Regions from separate parts of the Homo sapiens genome. Here region 1 is linked to region 2. The links are chromatin loops, found by intact Hi-C in ENCODE. Cell type or tissue: ascending aorta. All regions are shown on one strand. Each heading gives the region's core, and the rest is flanking DNA. Links, peaks and the distances in the headings are about the cores only. Region 1 has its middle 58 kb from the start of USP44. Region 2 holds the start of LINC02410 (long intergenic non-protein coding RNA 2410).

Region 1 (10,150 bases), core at 4,864-7,363, 200 kb after region 2:
TGGGTCCAAGACTTTTTTTTTTTTTTGACTGCTCAACTCTACCAATAAAACATTTTGAGCACAAATCCCACTATATGTATATTTATTTCTAAATTATATCATATAATATGACCTCATATATTATGCATTTGATAAAACATAAAAATACAGAACATTTTAAAGGATGAGGTTTTTGTTTTTGTTTTTGTTTTTGAGATGGAGTCTCACACTGTCACCCAGGCTGGAGTGCAGTGGCGCCATCTTGGCTCACTGCAATCTCTGCCTCCCGGGTTCAAGCAATGCTCCTACCTCAACCTCTCAAGTAGCTGGCATTATAGGTGCCCACCACCACACCCGGCTAATTTTTGTATTTTTAGTAGAGGCGGAATTTCTCCATGTTGGCCAGGCTGGTCTCGAACTCCTGGCCCCAAGTGGTCCGCCCGCCTCAGCCTCCCAAAGTGCTGGGATTACAGGCATGAGCCACCACTCCTGGCTAAGGATGAGATTTTTAAATATATAAATATTTCTAATGTTTTCTTCCAACATCCTCCCTTTGGAGGCTGTTGTTTTAAGAAACCCCCACTAGGCCAAATGGCCACAGTCACTGATCTAACAACTTGAAAATGGGAAAGCTCCAAGATAGTAGCTTCTAACCTGGCTGAGTTGAAAAGCTGTTGCTGTTTTGTTTTTTGAGACAGGGTCTCACTCTGTCACCCAGGCTGGAGTGCAGTGATGCAGTCATGGCTCACTGCTGCCTCAACCTCCTGAGCTCAAGAAATCCTCCCACATAGCTAGGACTAGGGGTATGCACCACCACGCCCAGCTAATGTTGCCCGTAGGGAGGCCTCATCTCTACAAAAAAAAAAAAAAAAAGGGCTGGTCTTGAACTCCTGGGCTAAAGCCCCCCCAAAAATTCTGATCCTCCCCGCTCAGCCTCCCAAAGCGCTGGGATTACAGGTGTGAACCACTGCACCCAGTGAAAAGTTTTTTTTTTTTTAAGATTCTCAAGCCCCGTTCCCAAAGATTTTGACTTAATAGATATTAACACCTCAGTGTGTCTGACGCTTGGATGTGGAAACTGCTGCTCTAAAAGATCCAATCCTGGCCAGAAGACCAGAGTCAGTGACAACAGTGACTACATCTGTTGGTCCTAATAGCATTGCCTCTCCCTGCCTGGCCTCATCCCTGGCCATCTCATCTTTCTGATAAACTCTGACTCACAAGATTCCCATTATCCTCCTGATGTATGCTTTAACTTGGGAGGACGGATTTATTTCAGCTGTTCGATTTTAAGATGGAAGAAAATAGTTTCCAGGTTAGGCACGGTGGCTCACACCTGTAATCCTAGCACTTTGGGAGGCCGAGGCGGGTGGATCACCTAAGGTCAGGTATTTGAGACCAGCCTGGCCAACATGGTAAAACCCTGTCTCTACTAAAAATACAAAAATTAGCCGAGTGTGGTGGTGGGCGCCTGTAATCCCAGCTACTCGGGAGGCTGAGGCAGGAGAATCACTTGAACCCGGGAGGCGGAGGTTGTGGTGAGCCAAGATTGAGCCATTACACTCCAGCCTGGGCAACAAGAGCGAAACTCCGTCTCAAAAAAGAAAAAGAAAAAAAAAAGTTTCCAAAGGATTTTTACCACCAGGAAGACTATCCTAGGTAACAACAGATAACTTTCTCAGTGGGCTTGTCCTTTATCGCTTTTAAAGAAAACTCCCAATCCCAGCACTTTGGGAGGCTGAGGCGGGCGGATCACCTGAGGTCAGGAGTTCAAGACCAGCCTGACCAACATGGAGAAACCCCACCTCTACTCAAAATACAAAATTAGCTGGGTGTGGTGGTGCATGCCTGTAATCCCAGCTACTCGGGAGGCTGAGGCAGGAGAATCACTTGAACCCAGGAGGCTGAGGTTGCGGTGAGCCAAGATCACACCGTTGCACTCCAGCCTGGGCAACAAGAGCAAAACTCCATCTCAAAAAAAAGAAAGATAAATAAATGAATTAATTAATTAATTAAACTCCCCTTTTTCCGACAGTATAGCACAATAGCTTTTAGAGCTTCTGGCTAGGCTCAATGCAGAACAGCTTTTAATTATTTCTTGTCCACTACCTATGGATTACTCTCAAGATACTACCACTTCTAAAATAAGAATTGTTAGTAATTAATTATATTCACACAGCTGCATTTATGGACCTGTGTGTGTACTGTAAATGACTGAGGAATATAGCCATGCAATCTGTTCCCAAGGTCATGGCTTAATGACTAACACACCTGAGAATGCTTTATCAAATGTTTGCATAAGCCATTGTGTTTGGCATATCAGGAGGAGGTTTTCACTAGGCCAGCTGATTAGCATTCATTAAAATGAGAAAAGTATCTACTCTGCTTCTCAGACCTACTCTAACCAGCCTCAATTCTCGTCATTTACTTAATTGCTTCTTTCCTGATTTGCTATTAATTCCCAATCTATCTCTCATCACCCTACCACTTTTCTAAGGTCTTTGTCCCTACTTCCACCCTCCAGACACCTGCCCGAATGGCAGGAGTGATAACATCAAGCCTACAGCAGTAGGTGGATTGCTATGATGAGAACAACAGGGCATTCATTTAAGAGGGACTCCAAGCCATTTTGTTCCACAAATACATTTGCAATATTCACAAAATCAGCTTGGTGCAGTGGCTCACACCTGTAATCCCAGCACTTTAGGAGGCTGAGGCAGGTGTATCACTTGAGGTCAGGAGTTCGACACCAGCCTGACCAACATGGTGAAACCCCGTCTCTACTAAAAACACAAAATTAGCTGGGCATGCTGGTGCATGCCTGTAATCCCAGCTACTCGGAGGCTGAGGCAGGAGAATCGCTTGAACCTGGGAGGCAGAGGTTGCAGTGAACCATTGCACTCCAGCCTGGCCAACAAGAGTGAAACTCTGTCTCAAAAAAACAAAAAAAATTCACAAAATCACATACACACAACCACTGATAAAGCTTCATTTATTGGACAAGTCAAAACTATCTTTCACATTTTTTAAAAAGGAAGACTATTTTGTCAGGAGAATTATCTGTCATGTAGAAGCTGAAAGAAATTTTAGACTTGAAAATAACAATTTTGGGGGCCAGGCATGGTGGTTCATGCCTATAATCCCAGCACTTTGGGAGGCCAAGATGGGCAGATCACTTGAGCTCAGGAGTTGGAGACCAGCCTGACCAATATAGTGAAACCCCGTCTCTACATAAAATGCAAAAATTAGCTGGGGCATGGTGGCACATGCCTGCAGTCCCAGCTACTTGAGGGACTGAAGCGAGAGAATCCCTTGAGCCCAGGAGGCAGAGGTTGCAGTGAGCGAAGATAGCACCTGGGCAAAATCCCATCTCAAAAAAGAAAAAAAAAAAAAAGGAAAGAAGAAAGAAGAAGAAGAAAATAACAATTTTTAAATTATTTCACCAGTTAAAATTGAAGTAACTCTGGTCGCCGTAATCTTAGATTTAGGGGTTTATCCTAAGGAAATAATCAACATGCATTCAAAGATTTATGTTCAATGGTGTTCTGCTGAATGTTACTATAAAAAGAAAAAGTTGAACCCAATCTGAATGTCCAACAATAGAAATTTTGTTTAATAAATTGTGGTATGTTCATTTGATTAAGCTTCAAAATCATGTAAGCAAATAATATTTAAAGAAATAATAAAATGTATAAAATATCAACATATGGTGGGAGGAAGAGCAGATAGTAAAACGTGAGTTTATGCTGATTTTGATGTCAAAATGTTCTAATTATCAGAAGTAATTATCTGATGCAATTTCAGGGTTTTTTTTTTTCCAAATTTTCTATAATAAGCATTATTTTATTTAAATACATATGCACACATATATTTTTATTTTAAAAGAAAAGGGTGAAAAAAACGGTAGGTATAGTTGTTGAAACACTAAAAAATAATTTCATCATGAAAGTATACTTTGGTTCCTAAATCAATTTAATTTGAAATCAGTGTAAATGTAAGTTTCCACATTTTTAAATTTTGACTACTCAGTGCATACAAATTATTATTCAGAGCACTAACTTAGCTATCACAAAATGTTTAAGCCATGTTATTTGCATAAACACATGGATAATATTCTTCTGTTGTTTTTATCCCATCTGCTTTTTTTTTTTTTTTTTTGAGACAGAGTCTCGCTCTGTTGCCCAGTCATGAGTGCAGTGGCGCGATCTCGGCTCACTGCAAGCTCCGCCTCCCGGGTTCACGCCATTCTCCTGCCTCAGCCTCCCAAGTAGCTGGGACTACAGGCGCCTGACACCACGCCCGGCTAATTTTTTTTGTATTTTTAGTAGAGACGGGGTTTCACCGTGTTAGCCAGGATGGTCTCAATTTCCTGACCTCGTGATCCGCCCGCCTCGGCCTCCCAAAGTGCTGGGATTACAGGCGTGAGCCACTGCGCCCGGCCTATCCCATCTGTTTTTCTTATTGCTTTAGAAACATGAGAATAATAAAAAGAAAGACACTATGACATTCAGTACTAAATAAATGATAATATGCATGCTAAGCAGCCTACTCATAATAATAATGTTTCTTTTGTAGAAAAAGATACATTTTGAGTCAATTACTCATAACTAGTAAATGACCTGATTGCTGCTAAGTACTGATACGACTCATATTTTCCAAGATCCTATATTATCTGTGTTTATACTAAATGATGTCACCTTATATATTCTTTTTTTTGAGACAAAGTTTCACTCTTGTTGCCCAAACTGGAGTGCAGTAGTGCGATCTTTGCTCACTGCAACCTCTGCCTCCCTCCTGTCTCAGCCTACCAAGTAGCTGGAATTACAGGCATGTGCCACCATATCCGGCTAATTTTGTTTTTGTTTTTGTTTTGTTTTTTGTAGAAATGGGGTTTCACCATGTTGGTCAGGCTGTTCTCAAACTGCTGACCTCAAGTGATCGGCCCACCTCAGCCTCCCAAAGTGCTGGGATTACAGGTGTGAGCCACTGTGCCCAGCCTTATATAATTCTTTAGGCTATAAATTACTAACTCTAAAAATTATCAAAAGGAGAGTTAGAGCTTTTTATACATAACTCCTCAAGATTCTTAGTCTTTTAGACACAGCAAAAGAGGAATAAAAATTTTCAAACAAATAGTTGAAAGTGTTCACTGTGGGAATCCTTTTTTGGTTTGTCCGTTTGAGACAGTCTTGCTCCATTGCCCAGGCTGGAGTGCAGCGGCAAAATCTTGGCTCACTGCAACCTCCACCTCCCAGGTTCAAGCCATCCTCCTGCCTCAGCCTCCTGAGTAGCTGGGATTACAGACGCCTGCCACCAAGCCTGGCTATTTTGGATTTTTAGTAGAGACGGGAGTTTCACCATGTTGGCCAGGCTGGTCTTGAACTCCTGATCTCAAGCAATCCACCCTCCTCAGCCTCCAGAAGAGCTGGGATTACAGGCGTGAGCCACTATGCCCAGCCAACTGTGAGAATTCTTAATAGCCCATCTCTTCATGGGAGTTTTGCCTTTAAAAACACAGATAAATCACAGAAAAAAGCACCATTCATCTAATTATTCCAAAGAGGATGGGTCAGAGGAAGGAAAGGGAAAGCTTTTACGCAGCAGCTTGGCTTTGAGCCTTCATGTGTTTTTCGTCTGAAAAGGATCCCACTGTTTTTGGGACATAACAACATGACTAGTTTGAACACACCCAGGAAACAGTATTCCTCTGACAAGGTATTTAAAAGATTAGTGCCAGATATTGAAAGGTAGGTGTGAGTGTGAAGGCTGAGCTCAGTTGGTTTAATCGTGGGTCTTTAAATTGAGCCATCAGATAATAATATTTTTCTCCAGTCATCTAAGCAACATAAGACAAAAAGGGCAGGGAAGCTTAAAAGAGCTACTCAGAAGAACAAAATTAGAGCTGTGAGTCAACTATTTGCACATTGCAAATGTACTTCACCCACATTAACACAACATTACGCCTGGCGGTAAAGCCTGCCAACCTTGAGGCTGTGAGCCTGTTATAAGTAGTGGTTAAAGGAGCCGGCCAGATGCGGTGGCTCACGTTTGTAATCCCAGCACTTTGAGAGGCCGAGGTGGGTGGATCACGAGGTCAGGAGTTCGAGGCCAGCCTGACCAACACGGTAGAACCCCATCTCTACTAAAAATATAAAAATTAGCTGGGCATGGTGGCACGCACCTGTAATCCCAGCTACTCAGGAAGTTGAGGCAGGAGAATCACTTGAATCCAGGAAGCAGAGGTTGTAGTAGTGAGCCGAGATCGCGCCATTGCGCTCCAGCCTGGGCGACAGAGTAAAGACTCCAACTCAAAAAAAAAAAAAAAAAAAAAAAAAAAAGGCCAAAGAAGTTGACAATGTGCTTTAAAATGTCCCAAAATGCACTGTTCTTCCAAGCGAAGAGGGAGCACCTGACTTTTGGATTACCTGTCTCATAAACCTACTGTATAAACTCCTAACTTGGAATCTCTTAGTATATCAATGCTATTGTAACTGGAAAGGGTTTCCCAGATAAAAAGCAAACATGGTTCAAGGTTGAGACCTTATTAGCATTTCCAAAGAGCTGTGAAAAGCCTCTAAACTCTCTCCCCTGCCAAGTAAATTTTGTTTTGCTGAGCTTTGGCACAGTTCCTCTGTTGTCATGGGGGGGGGGGCATTATTGTCACAGCTGTCTCGGGGGTGCTGCCTTGAATACATTTCGAAAATAACACACGAATAAGGAACATGACATTGGCTATATCAAAAGAGTTTTATAAGACAATCACACCTGCTACTGCAAAACTCCAAACTGGCAGTATAAACATCACTTTGCACTTATTTAAAATTATGGGACCAAAAGATGACATTAGGTAAATGAATAAATAATTAGGTAAATAAATGTTCTTAGAGACAAGAACTTAAAGAATAAGTTAGAGAACTTAGAGGTAAGAATTTAGAGAATAACTACTTATTAGGTAAATAAATAAACACAGATGCCTTTGCTAAAACGACTAAGGAAAGCAGAGAAGATACTTGGAAGATATATTTTTAATGTGAACAATTAATGTAAACTTTCTCAAAAACAACTGTAATCCATTCTTTCCAACTGCTTCATTCAGTAAATTTCTTCTTCAAAATGACCAATTATTTTGTTTTGATTATCTTGCTCTGTAGAAAATAGTGGACTGTCATCAATATGAAAAGAATTTCACTATTCTTCTTAATTTTATGTTGATGATAAATTTAAAAGGTGGTTAGGGAAGTTGACAATAGCACATGCAATGCCTTGAATGATGGGCAAAGTGTGAATACGTTATGCAATATATGGAAATTTTCTTTACAAGTATACTGCCTTTAGGATATTTATGTTTAACCAGAATTGCAGGTTGGAACCTGCAACTAACTTGCATTTAGTGAAATTCAAGTTATTTATTATATCCTTACTAGTGAAAAACTGGCTCTGAGGTCATTTAACATCTCCTAAATGTCAAGAGGTCATTCAACTTCTTTACAATGACTTCAGGTTAACAACAAAAGCAAAGAAACGTTATCTTTGGTTGCTGCTTCCAACTGGCATCTTCAGAATCAAGGGATATAGTGCCACATCAGTACCATGTCAGACTTGCTACAGGATTTTGAAAAGATGAGTTTCCCAATCATCACTCTTTTTTCTAGAACTAGATTAGTGACTAAAATAAAGTAATAACACTCCCAGGGAACTGTGATCATCCATATTTAGATACTTCTCACCAGAAGATACAGTTGCATTACGATATTGGTTTGAACACCTTAACAGAATCCAAAATAACAGTGACTTACATAAGAGTTAAAAACTTATTTCTCAGGCTGGGCACAGTGGCTCATGCCTGTAATCCCAGCACTTGAGGAGGCTGAGAAAGGAAGACTGCTTGAGCCCAGGAGTTCAAGACCAGCCTGGGCAACATGGTGATACACTGTCTCTACAAAAAATTTTTAAAATAAAAAATCAGCCAGGCATGGTGGCATATGCCTGTAGTCCCACCTACTTGGGAAGCTGAGGTGGGAGGATCACCTGAGCCAAGGGAGGTTGAGGCTACGGTGGGCTATGATCCTGCCACTGCACTCCAGCCTGGACAACAGTGTGAGATCCTGTCAAAAACAAAAAACAAAACAAACAAAAAAAAACAAAAACAAAACGCCTTATTTTTCCTTCACATAGACATCTGAGTTAGTAGGTGATCTGGAATGTAGGGCAGTTCTCTTTCCAGGGCATCCAGAGAACCAGAGTTCATGAATGTTATTGTTCCACCAGAGCAGAGATACAGAGATAAACAAACTATAGTTAGCAGGCACCGGTTTTGGCAAATAAAATTTTACTGGAATACGGCCACATCCATTGTAGAAGTCTTGTCAATGGCTGCTTTGGAGCTACAAGGTCAGAATTGAGTCACTGGGACAGAGACCCTATGACTTTCATGGCAAAATATTTCCTATCTGGCTCTAAGAAAATGTTTACTTGGCTGGGCATGGTGGCTCACACCATAATCCCAGAACTTTAGGAGACCGAGGTGGGTGGATTGCTTGAGGAGTTCCAGATCAGCCTGGGTAACATGGCAAAACCCCACCTCTACAAAAATTAAAAAATTAGCTGGGGCCAGGCGCAGTGGCTCACACCTGTAATCCCAGCACTTGGGAGGCTGAGGCCAGATCACTTGAGGCCAGGAGTTCAAGATCAGCCTGGCCAACATGGTGAGCCCCCTCTCTACTAAAAATACAAAAATTAGGCGGGCATGGTGGCACATGCCTGTAGTCCCAGTTAGTTGGGAGGCTGAGACATGAGAATCCCTTGAACCCAGGAGGCAGAGGTTGCACTGAGCCACGATCACACCACTGCACTCCAGCCTAGGCAACACAGCAAGACTGTCTCAAATTAAAAAAAAAAAAAAGAGAGAGAGAGAGAGATTGAGAGAACGGATATCAGAGGCCAATTAGCAGGTTCTATAGACCACCTTTCTGGCCACCCAAGAATCAATGCATACCCTTCTGAGACATAAGAACACATTCATCTCCTTCCCAAGGAAACCAATCCAAAGTCCTACCCAGTTACCTCGCAGAGTCCAAGACCTCTCCATCGAGTTTGGATGTGGTTCCTTTTGGAGAAGTGACTCATCTACTAAACATCCACTCTCCACTTCTGTGACAAAGACAGGATAACCACAAGTAAAACTCCAGGTCAGACAAGGGAAGAATGGGAAACATACAGCTGTCACTCATCCTCAGCAACTGTAAAATCCTAATGAGCAGAAGCTGCAAAGATTCCCTGTCCTGGCAGAGAGTAAGTTCCTTGGTTGACCCACATGATCACCCCCAATTCTGTTGTCTGGGAGGATCTTTTGTGTCCATTATTCTCTATAGCAGCATCTGGGTCAGTATTGGAAACTACATCCTTCTTATTTTATTTATTTTTTAGAGACAGAGTCTTGTTCTGTCACCCAGGCTGGAGTGCAGTGGTGCCATCTCGGCTCACTGTAACATGTGCCTCCCGGGTTCAAGAGATTCTCCTGTCTCAGCCTCCTGAGTAGCTGGGATTACAGGTGCCTGCCACCATGCCCAGTTAATTTTTTCATTTTTAGTAGAGACGGGGTTTCACCATGTTGGTCAGGCTGGTCTCAAACTCCTGACCTCGTGATCTGCCCGCCTTGGCCTCCCAAAGTGCTGGGATTACAGGCGTGAGCCACTGCGCCTGGCAGACTTCCTCATTTTTAAAGTCAGTTTGAGTTGCACATTCCATTAACTGCATCGACATCAAGCTTTTATTAAGTAACTACTGCTGGGCACAGTGGCTCACGCCTGTAATCCCAGCCCTTTGGGAAGCTGAGGCAAGCAGATTACTCGAGCTCAGGCATTTGAGACTAGCCTGGGCAATATGACAAAACACTGTCTCTATAAAAAATATAAAAACTAGCCAGGTGTGGTGGCACAAGCCCGTGGTCCCAGCTATTCGGGAGGCTGAAGTGGGAGGATTTCTTGAGCCAAGGAGGTCGAGGCTACAGTGAGCCAAGATCACACCACTGCACTTCAGCCTGGGCAACAGAATAAGATCCTATCTCAAAAAAATAAAAACATAACTACTGTGTCAGGGACAATATTAGGCACAGAGAATATAAAAATGAAGAAGACAGCCAATTGGCTCAACATAGAGTTTTTATTCCAAA
Region 2 (10,150 bases), core at 3,020-5,519:
TTATAAATATGAAAGCTGATCACTTTGGTTTCTTTATAAGTTAATCATTTTAAACATCACACACCAGGGCCTGTTGGGGGCTTGGGGGCAAGGGGAGGGAGAGCATTAGGACAAATAACCTAATGCATGTGGGGCTTAAAACCTAGATGACAGGTTGATAGGTGCAGCAAACCACCATGGCACATACAAATGTATGTAACAAACCTGCATGTTCTGCACACGTATCGCAGAACTTAAAGTAAAATTTAAAAATAATAATAATAAGTTAACCTTTTTTAAAAAAATGCCTTTGTAGTTTTAGCTTTTTTCTATTATGTCTCTGCAACTTTCCTGGGAGTGACCCAAACGCAAACATTCTCTGCTTATGGTACTTCCCAAGGTGCTCTTGTCACTGTAGTGCTGCCCCAATGCCACCTACACCTGGCCTGCATGTGTGTTTACGATGCTAAACATTGGGATGGGACTAGAAGGTTCAACAAGATACATCAACGTGACACAGATACTATTTGATTGATTTTTTTTCTTCTTATGTAGATCTATATAGAGCCATCCTTTCTAAACTTATAAAAGTGCTTTTGTTTTAGTCACTTATTTCTTCATCTGAAATTCTTTGCTCTAGAACAGGGGTCCCCAACTCCTGGTCCGTGGCCTGTTAGGAACCAGCCTGCACAGCAGGAGGTGAGTGGCCGGCCAGCATTACCACAAGAGCTCCGCCTCCTGTCAGATTAGTGGCAGCAATAGATTCTCATAGGAATTCAAACCCTATTGTGAACTGCACATGCAAGGGAGCTAGGCTGCAGGCTCTCTATGAGAATCTAATGCCTGATGATCTGAGGTGGAACCGTTTTATCCCAAAACCATCCCCCCACCGACCCCGTCCATGGAAAAATTGTCTTCCGTGAAACCAGTCCCTGGTGCTAAAAAGATTGGAGACTGCTGCTCTAGAAGATGCACTTGTTAAGAGAATTCTAATTCCTTGGTTTTTTTTATTTAAAGAATGAGTAATATTTTTTAAAGTCCAATACTTTTCTTTAAAAGGAAATTAAGCAGGAAATAGGAAAGAGTTTAGTCATTATCCTTTAAATTGCTGTATCTCATAGCTAATTCACACCAGAAGCCTAAAAATTAAGCAGCATTAAAATGTGATCATTCACTAGCATTTTTCACTGCTTGATTTGAGGCTGTTGTTAATTTCAATACTCATAGTGGTAGCTAAGCATAAAAATTAAAAATATATACATGTATTTTAAAAAATCTTTAAGCTTTATGATTTATGATATTTAGCAGTGTCTGTATATAAAGATAAAAATAGTCTAAGTATGTATCATATTTGTTATAGCCTAATAGTTTACTTTGTTAGTGAGGGAATTTACTAGTCAATTATATAAACATTATAATTGAAGCCTATGCATGGATTTTGAGAAAAGAAATAGGCTGAGATAATGAAAGGCAGTGATCTTAACTAAACATCTAAAGATTAAAATAGAATTAAAGCAATAACTACAATATATTACAATTAGCAATAACTACAATATATTACAATTACAATATACTACAATATATTACAATTAAAGCAATAACTACAATATATTAAAATTAGGCTGACATAAAGCCTTTAATTTCAACCATGTAATATTCAGCCATGTAAAATAAGTATGTTAAATAAGTATTAAATATATTTTGGACATTTAGAGTAAGGAAATGTAAATGTTTCTCTATGAACATTTTACTAATAAACTTGTAAAAATCAACTGGCAAAATATATTTTCTTAACTATATGGAAAAAGTATAAAAGAAACAACTTATATAAGTACATACTATGTGCAAGACACTCTTCCTAGAACTTTATGTGCAATGATGACTCATTTAGTCCTTGATATGGTTTGACTCTGTGTCCCCACCCAAATCTCGTCTCGAATTGTGATCCCCACGTGTGTAGGGAGGGACCTGGTGTGAGAGGTGATTGGATCATGGGGGCGGATTCTCCCATGCTGTTCTCGTGATAGTGAGTGAGTTCTCAAGAGATCTGATGGTTTAAAAGTGTGTGGTGGTTCTCCCCGCTCTCTCTCTCTCCTGCTGCCCTGAGAAGAAGGTCCCTGTTCCCGTTTGCCTTCCACCATGATTGTGAGATTTCTGAGGCCTCCCAGTCATGCTTCCTGTTACGTCTGTGGAACTGAGTCAATTAAACCTCTTGTCTTCATAAATTACCCAGTCTCAGGTAGTTCTTTATAGCAGTGTGAGAACAGACTAATATAGTCCTCATAAGAAATCTCTGAGAGAAATACTCGTAGTATCCCAATTTACAGATGAGGAAACTGAGGCATAAAGAAGATAGATAATTTGCCCAAAATCACTCTGCTAGTGAGTGGGATTCTAACCTAGAGTTAGAACATGAGCGTCTAGGCTCCTAATCATTTCACCATTCTGCTTTTGCAGCATGATCAGTAATCTTTTAATTCACTTTGGTTAGAGCAATTAAAAATGTCTGGTTAAAATAACAAATTATGGTGAGTTAGTATTATTACATTATTACTATCACAACATGGAATTACCCAAATAAGTTGTATAGAATTTTTAAAAATATGAGTACATTGCTGGACGTCACATCCTTAGGCTTCAGGAACTGAAGACACATTGCAATTTACTCTAGGCTAATTAGCAAAAAAGAAAAAAAGCACCACTGCACCTGGTAGGAAAAAGATAAATAATAGTTAATTTTTATTAAATGCGTATGATGTGTCAAGCATTATTCTGAGTGCTTTAATTAATGTATTTAATCCTACCACAATCTTCTAAGATATGTGTTATTATTACTCCCATTTTATGAATGAGGCTTAGTGGGAGTAACATGTTCACCCTGCCCTCTCCCTCCTCTATTCTTCATTGTTGGAGAGTTCAGAATCTTGGTTGTTTTCTTGTTTTTTACTGGTGGGTGATTTTAAAATTTTTAGGTGGCTTTTGCTGGTAAAGAAAGTTGCAACCTTTGGTTAAAGACTGAGTTGAGGCTGAGCGCAGTGGCTCACGCCTGTAATCCCAGCACTTTGGGAGGCCGAGGCAGGCGGATCACAAGGTCCGGAGTTTAAGACCAGCCTGGTCAATGCATTGAAACCCCTTCTCTACTACAAAAATTAGCCGGGCGTGGTGGCATATGCCTGTAGTCCCAGCTATTCAGGAGGCTGAGGCAGAAGAATTGCTTGAACCCAGGAGGCAGAGGTTGCAGTGAGCCAAGATCATGCCACTGCTCTCCAGCCTGGGTGACAGAGTGGGACTCCGTCTCAAAAAAAAAAAAAAAAAAAAAAATGAGTTGAAGGATAATTGCTGCTTCATGACAGAATTTTAAGAAAATGGCTTTGAAGGCATTTTGCTTTCTGCCAGTAGTGTTACTACTGCATGATCTGGTTTAGTACAATAATAATGACCAGGAGCTCTGGCATCTAATTTTTCAAATCCTGGCTCTGCCTCTGTCTTAGAAGCAGAGGTTCCTGTTCCTGCTGCTATAACAAAATACCTTACACTAGGTAATTTATAAACAACAGAAATTTATTCTTCATAGTTCTGGAGGCTGAAAAGTCCACCATCAAGGCAGCAGCAGATTAGATGTCTGGTGAGGGTCCCCTCTCTGCTTCAAAAATCACACCTTCTCAAGAAATCCTCCCATGGCAGAAGGGTGTGAACAGGGCAAACAGGCTTTCTCCAGTACTAAGGGCACTAATCCCATTCATGAGGTGACTCAATCACCTTCCACCTCCTAATACCATCACCTTGGGGGTTAGGTTTCAACACATGAATTTTGGAGGAACACAAACATTCAGACTATAGCAGCCTCTTCTTAGGTGATCTTGTGCAATTTCTTGAATGGATTATACAGAAACATCCCTGCTCTGTTAGTGTTCCTGGGGTAAGGGTAGGAGAGGGTCATGGGTTGGGATAGGAGGAGAGCTGATTGAGAAAGGGAATGAAAGAGGCCGGAGGCTATAAAAGTATCTAAAATTGTTTCCTCCTAACCTCATTCGACATTTTCCCTTACTTACTTGATGTTTTCTGTTTGCTTAATGATGAAATCTGTTTGATTCCTGTCAGCTTTTTCTTAGTCATATGAGAACTTTCTAGAACTAATGGGGTTGCATGAGAACTGACTTCCAGGCCCACCCATGCTGTTACAGTGAGATCACTTTTTGTAGCACTAGTTCTCGTTCTGCTTGCCATCTTTCCTGATGTGTCACCAATATTGTCTGTGAACCACACCCACAAAAACAACTCAGAAACAGATTTTCTTGAACCACATGTGACGTTGGCAAAGTGTGGTATTTTTAAGTAGGCCACATAGCTATCTAACCGATCACTCTTCCTCCATTGTGAACAAATATATATTGAGAACTTACCCTGTGCCTGGCACCAGTGATAGAAAGACAAATATCCCTGGCTACTTCGTATTAGCAGCAAGCCTAGTATGCCTTATACACTGCCAGGGTAGATGGTTTTTATTTTTTTTAAGTTAAGTTGCTTTCCAACTCTTGACTGTGCATAACTTTTTCTTATAACCTGTGGTCTCTATTTTTGCCTTCTGTTTAGCTCTTTCACTAGTATCATTACTTGCAAATATGCCAGAGCATCTCAACTTTATTCTACCAGGATCACGATTGATTTATATTCTTCTTTTGGCTCCTTGCAGTGCTTTTTTCTGCTAGTGCAAGCTATTTACATGCACTTACTCTGCACTTTGCACACATTATTCCCCTTGTGGTATTACCCCCTGTGAGGTCTAGACCTGTGCTATCCAGTACTGAATGAATAAGATATTCCACAAATACATATACTATATATAGGTGTCTATCTATCTATCTATCTATCTATCTATCTATCTATCTATCTGTCTATCTATAGTCTCTCCATATTACCTATAATGTATATTATATATATGTAACTTAAAACTCTAGATATGCAGCTAAAAAATGAACTGGCTATAGTCTTTGCCCTTTTTAGTATTTAACTAAAGACCTGCCTTTCTAAAGAAAGCTTCTGGTTTCAATCGGATAAAATTAATTTTTGACCTTGCTTGTACATGGGATGAGAGTTTATAAAGTTATAATATAATTGGCAATCTTGTGTCACTGTAAGTTTGACATATATCATTTGTTAGTGAGAAAGCAGAAGCTATGCTATGAAATCCTCTCCCTCTCTGCTTTGAAGAAATTTTTATGGCAGAAACTAAACTATAATGCAGCTTAAACTTGGAACTAAGCCGAACAACTTGGATTCATGGGCATATCAGCATCATTATGATGGTGATGATCATGATGATCATTACTACCTTACCATTATCATCTCATCACAAGTATTATTATTACTACTAATGAGAGTTGTAATTATATTACTTTTATGTTGATTCTTTCTCCAAAATGAATTCCTCCCCTCTCTTCCCATTTTTTTACCTCGTCCTAATTGTGTTTATAGAAACAGAAGTGACAATTTACTTAATTACATAATACTAAACAAAAGAATATTGTATCAACACTGATTTGGCATGGAATGAGGTTGCCTATTAAAGCTGTATTATCATAACATATCTCCCAGACATGATATTTTTTCTGCTTGCAGCCAAAAGTAGAAATTTTTTTGAAACACATTTAGAGTTGTTTCTGGAGTTAGGCATTAGTAGATTATCACTAATTGCTTGAGAGACCCCACAGTCCTAATTAGACGGAAAAGTGAAATGCAGAGGCGGGGCTACCACAGTCAGCCTTGAAGATTGCGTGCTGCAGAATCCCAGGGCTTGCTACTCACATGATGTGAATGGCATTCCCAACATTGTGCAGCAGAGCAACCTGCACATTTGGAAGTACTGAGAATATTGTAGGAAAAAATAAAGAACATTTCATGAAAGCATTTGGTAGATCCATGGTCATCTCATTGTCTTTGAAGGTAAATTTTATTTTTAAATTTAATTCTTTCTAGAAGCCATGAATATTAAGAAGTATAATAATTTGAAAAGAGAAAAAAGTTCTTGGTAGGAGATTCTACAATCAATATTCAATTTCACAAAAGTACACCATTAGAAATGAGAAAAGCAAATGTAAAACTTGGACTTAGAGTGTGTAAAGGGCAAATCAACTAGTAGAGAAGGTAAACATAGGAGAAAAGAGTTAAGAAAAGAAATGACTCTAGCAATAGTGCAGATTACATAGCTTGAATTCTCTCGGTACAAAACATCTAGTTGCCAGCTAAAAAACAAACATTTTAAAGCATATTGTTTGCCTCACAAAGATAATAAAGGAAATCACCAGTCCTCCAATATTGTGACTATTCAAAATGTACTACATATTCTAGCCAGTGTAATTAGAAAGGAAAAACAAATAAAAATTGTAAAGATTGGAAAGAAGAAATAAATGGTCCCTAAATGTACACAATATGGTTGTTTATATGGAAACATGGAGTTAGGCATAAGAGACTACAAATTATTAGAATTAGGAATTTAGTAAGGTTGCTGGATATAAGATCAATAGACAAAAATCAATGACATCCCCATACAGCAAAGATTAAGAAATATTACTTTTAAAAATATATCATATATAAAAATAATCAAAAATATGTATAGTAATAAATCTAATAAATGATTGGCAAGATTTTTATGTAGAAAATTAGGCAACTTTGTTGAAATGTCTTTAAGAGGACCTAAATACATGGAGAATATATGATGTTCATAAAAATGTAAACTAAATTCCCTAAAGATGTAAATACTCCTTAAATTAACTATAAATGTAATACAATTCCAATTCAACCCAACCCAACAGATCTGAGTAGTGGAATAGAATTGAGTTGCTGGTATTTGAGGCGAATCTGGAATTCTTTTGAGAGCCTAGTATAATTAACGGTGCCTCTGATAGAAAAAATATTCCCTGTAAATTTTGTTATCAAAAGGATGAATACTCAGATATAGGTTGCAAATAGAAAATCTACCTTATTTACCAAGAACTTGAATATTTACCTCAACATAAGAAACTAAGGATATGATGATTTCTTGGCAAAGGAATTGCTGTGTCAGTTGCAAGATGGCATTTTTCATCCATGACTCAGAAGTCTGGAATACCTGCCCAGTGCCTCATATGGATATAGACTCTAGGCTTCCAGACCCAGAGAGGAGAATGTTTTAGCAAGTGCATACTGCCACACATGAGAGCATCCAAAGCATCCAAAGTTATCTGAACTACTATACCTCACCCAGAGGCTACCTGTTAAACTATAACAGGCATGCCACCTGTGCCTTCAGAGGCCAATAAGTGATCTTTGAACAGGGTTGGAGTTAAAAAGTAAACCTATCCTTCACGTTTCTGCACTGTTAAAACTAAAGTACTTATAACAACGGACTTGATATGACTCTGCGGTCAATGTTTGCTTCTAAGATTGGCTCATTGTTTACATTTTAAAGGAAGAACACATTTGTTATGAAAAAGTTTTTCCGAATAGTGTGATTGCTTTGGAAGCAGCTCTTAAAACTGTAACACTATGTAATTGGCCAAACTTTCTGTACTACAGTTACCCTTCCAACTCTATAACTGTGAGTTTTTGGTATTTTTCAGTGAAAAGAGAGCCAGTTCAAAACATAAGATTATATAGATGTCTTTTAAAAGAGTTATACTATCACTTTTGTGTTAAAAAACAAGAATTCCAAAGAACGCCAATAAAGATTAAAATCTTCATCAACAAGCATTTATTTTCTCAATAGGCATGAAAGCATTACATAAAATATGGAAAAAATCTCAGACTGGTGATGTGTTTGGTGTGTCCTTTCAACAACTTCTTCTGTGTTTCTGGCTCACCCTCTTACCCTGCTTTTCCTCTCTTACATCCTCTTCATTGTGGAAAGAGGTAATAGATACAAACCAAAAACTTCATGGAAAGCATGCATGGCAGTCTGTTTCCTACAATATACACTAAAAGTGTAATTAGTTTCCTATTTACTTTTCTCTTCTGTTGTTTACTAGTTGCTAACAGTGACTATCATTTGAAAAGGGTGAAAATAGTAAAGCTATAGATGATCTGAACAGATCAGTCAATTTGACCTAGTGAACGTTTATCAAATACTTCAATAACAGCTGAATTACACATTCTTTTCAAATTCACAAGAAATATACACCATGATAGGCCATATGCTGGGCCATTAAACATACTTTAACAAATTTAAAAGAATAGAAATTATACAAAATATGATCTCAGAAAAGTTAGCTGGAGAATCCCCAAATATCTGCAAATTAAACAATGTGTTTCTAAATAACTCATGAGCCAAAGAAGAAATCTCAGGAGAAAATTTTAAATATTTTGAATTAAATGTAAATAAAAGTACAACTTATCAAAATTCACAGGACACAGCAAAAGCAGTGCTTAGAGGGAAATTTGTAGCATTAAACGCATATATTAGAAATGGAGAAAGGTCTAACTTCCTTAGGAAATTGGAAATTCATTCCATCTTAGATAATTAGTAAAAAGGGTGAAATAAAACTGATTAGCAAGCAAAGAAAAAAATTCAATTTTACATATAATCTAATAAAAGAAATACTAATACAAATATCACTTTTCACATACTAAATTGGAAAATTTATACTTTTAAAGTATAATATTCAATGCTGGTATGGGTGAGGTGAAATAGGCACCATACCTTAGTGATAGTTGTACAGATGGATGCAGCATTTTTGGAGAGAAATTTGACAATGTGGCCTAAATGTAACTTTTCTTTGAGCTGATATTTTCATTTTAATGATGATAAGAAAATAAAAATTAAAAAAACTCAAATTAACAAAATGTTTAACAGAGATAGCTATAAAACTATTATGAATAATAGCAAAAATCTGAAAATAACACAAAAGTATAATAAGGTAGATCCACTCACTGGAACAGTATATGGCCATGAAAACTGATGTTTGTGTAGAATTTCTAATAACTTAATAATAAGTGAAGAAAGGCCGGGTGCAGTGGCTTACGTCTGTAATCCTAGCACTTTGGGAGGTCGAGGCAGGTGGATCACCTGAGGTCAGGAGTTTGAGATCAACCTGACCAACATGATGAAACCCCATCTCTACTAAAAATACAAAAAATTAGCCGGGCATGGTGCAGACACCTGTAATCCTAGCTACTCATGAGCCTGAGGCAGGAGAATCACTTGAACTTGGGAGGCGGAGGTTGCAGTGATCCGAGATCACGTCACTGCACTCCAGCCTGGGCAGCAAAAGCGAAACTCCATCTAAAAAAATTTAAAAAGTAAAGAAAACATGGAACAAAAATTGTATGGCTATATAGGCTAGATATAAGATTAGAAGGAGCCATACCAAAATGAAAGCTGGTTTTATTAACGGTAGAGGGTGTCCAGGTTCTTGGTGTCCTAAACAAAGAATTGGACAAAACATACAAACAAAGCAAGGAAGGAATGAAGGGTTTTATTGAAAATGAAAGTACGCTCCACAGTGTGGGAGTGGCCCTGAGCATAGAGGCTCAAAGGCCCAGTTACAGAATTTTTGGGAGTTTAAATACCTAGAGGATTCCATTGGTTACTTCAGGTACACCCTATGTAAATGGAAAGGATGAAGTAAAGTTACAAAGTCATTTACAGCCTATGCCCTATGGAGACGATATTTCCTGTTATAGCTGAAGTATGAGTCAGCCTTATGCTCCCTGCCTCCAGACCCTATTTTCCTGCCTCAGTTTCTTTGGAAGATGGGTTTGCCCTACTAACTGCTTTTCTGTTATTTCCCAAAGACCCATGATGAACACAGTGGTTTCACTCATGGGCTTTGGAATCCAGTGGTTGGGTTACAGTCTCAGCTCTATTATTTACTAGTTGGGTGAGTCTCAGTTCTCATTTGTAAAGCAAGGATGACAATTGACAGTCTCTCCCTAGGGTGACTAAGAAGTCTGAAGGTGATCTTGTATGTAGAGTGTTTAGCACAAGGCCTGCTGTATATTAAGTCCCCAATAAATGCTAGCTATTTGTTATTGGTTATAATGAGGAAAAAATTTCTATCAAAAGTAAGCACATTAGGGCCAAGTGCAGTAGCATATGCCTGTAATCCCAGCACTTTGGGAGGCCGAGACGGGCAGATCACCTGAGGTCAGGAGTTCAAGACCAGCCTGGCCAACATGGTGAAACCCCGTGTCTACT

The links. A loop is a pair of places that touch in the nucleus more often than their neighbours do. Peaks named below come from ENCODE experiments on the same cell type or tissue, not always from the same donor. Only the 100,000 strongest peaks of a DNase experiment are listed, where the experiment ranks them.
Region 1: it touches region 2 in a loop (7-fold over the local background); 7 of 110 quality-filtered maps call a loop at or near these places.

The regions. Positions count from the first base shown.
Region 1 is chr12:95,604,249-95,614,398 of GRCh38, reverse strand. No RefSeq gene overlaps it. Among named protein-coding and RNA genes, the nearest start is that of USP44, 58 kb to the right of the region's middle. RefSeq lists enhancers at 2,098-2,666, 2,667-3,235. In ascending aorta, for the core only: no CTCF peak of the experiment used is centred there; DNase peaks (open chromatin) are centred at 5,577 and 5,978; H3K4me3 peaks cover 601 bases; H3K27ac peaks cover 1,886 bases.
Region 2 is chr12:95,800,106-95,810,255 of GRCh38, reverse strand. The region is part of intron 2 of SNRPF-DT (SNRPF divergent transcript); the gene reads left to right. LINC02410 (long intergenic non-protein coding RNA 2410) reads right to left here and starts at 7,159. Exons shown (of 2, transcript NR_135016.1): 1 at 6,986-7,159. In ascending aorta, for the core only: no CTCF peak of the experiment used is centred there; a DNase peak (open chromatin) is centred at 4,195; H3K27ac peaks cover 2,185 bases.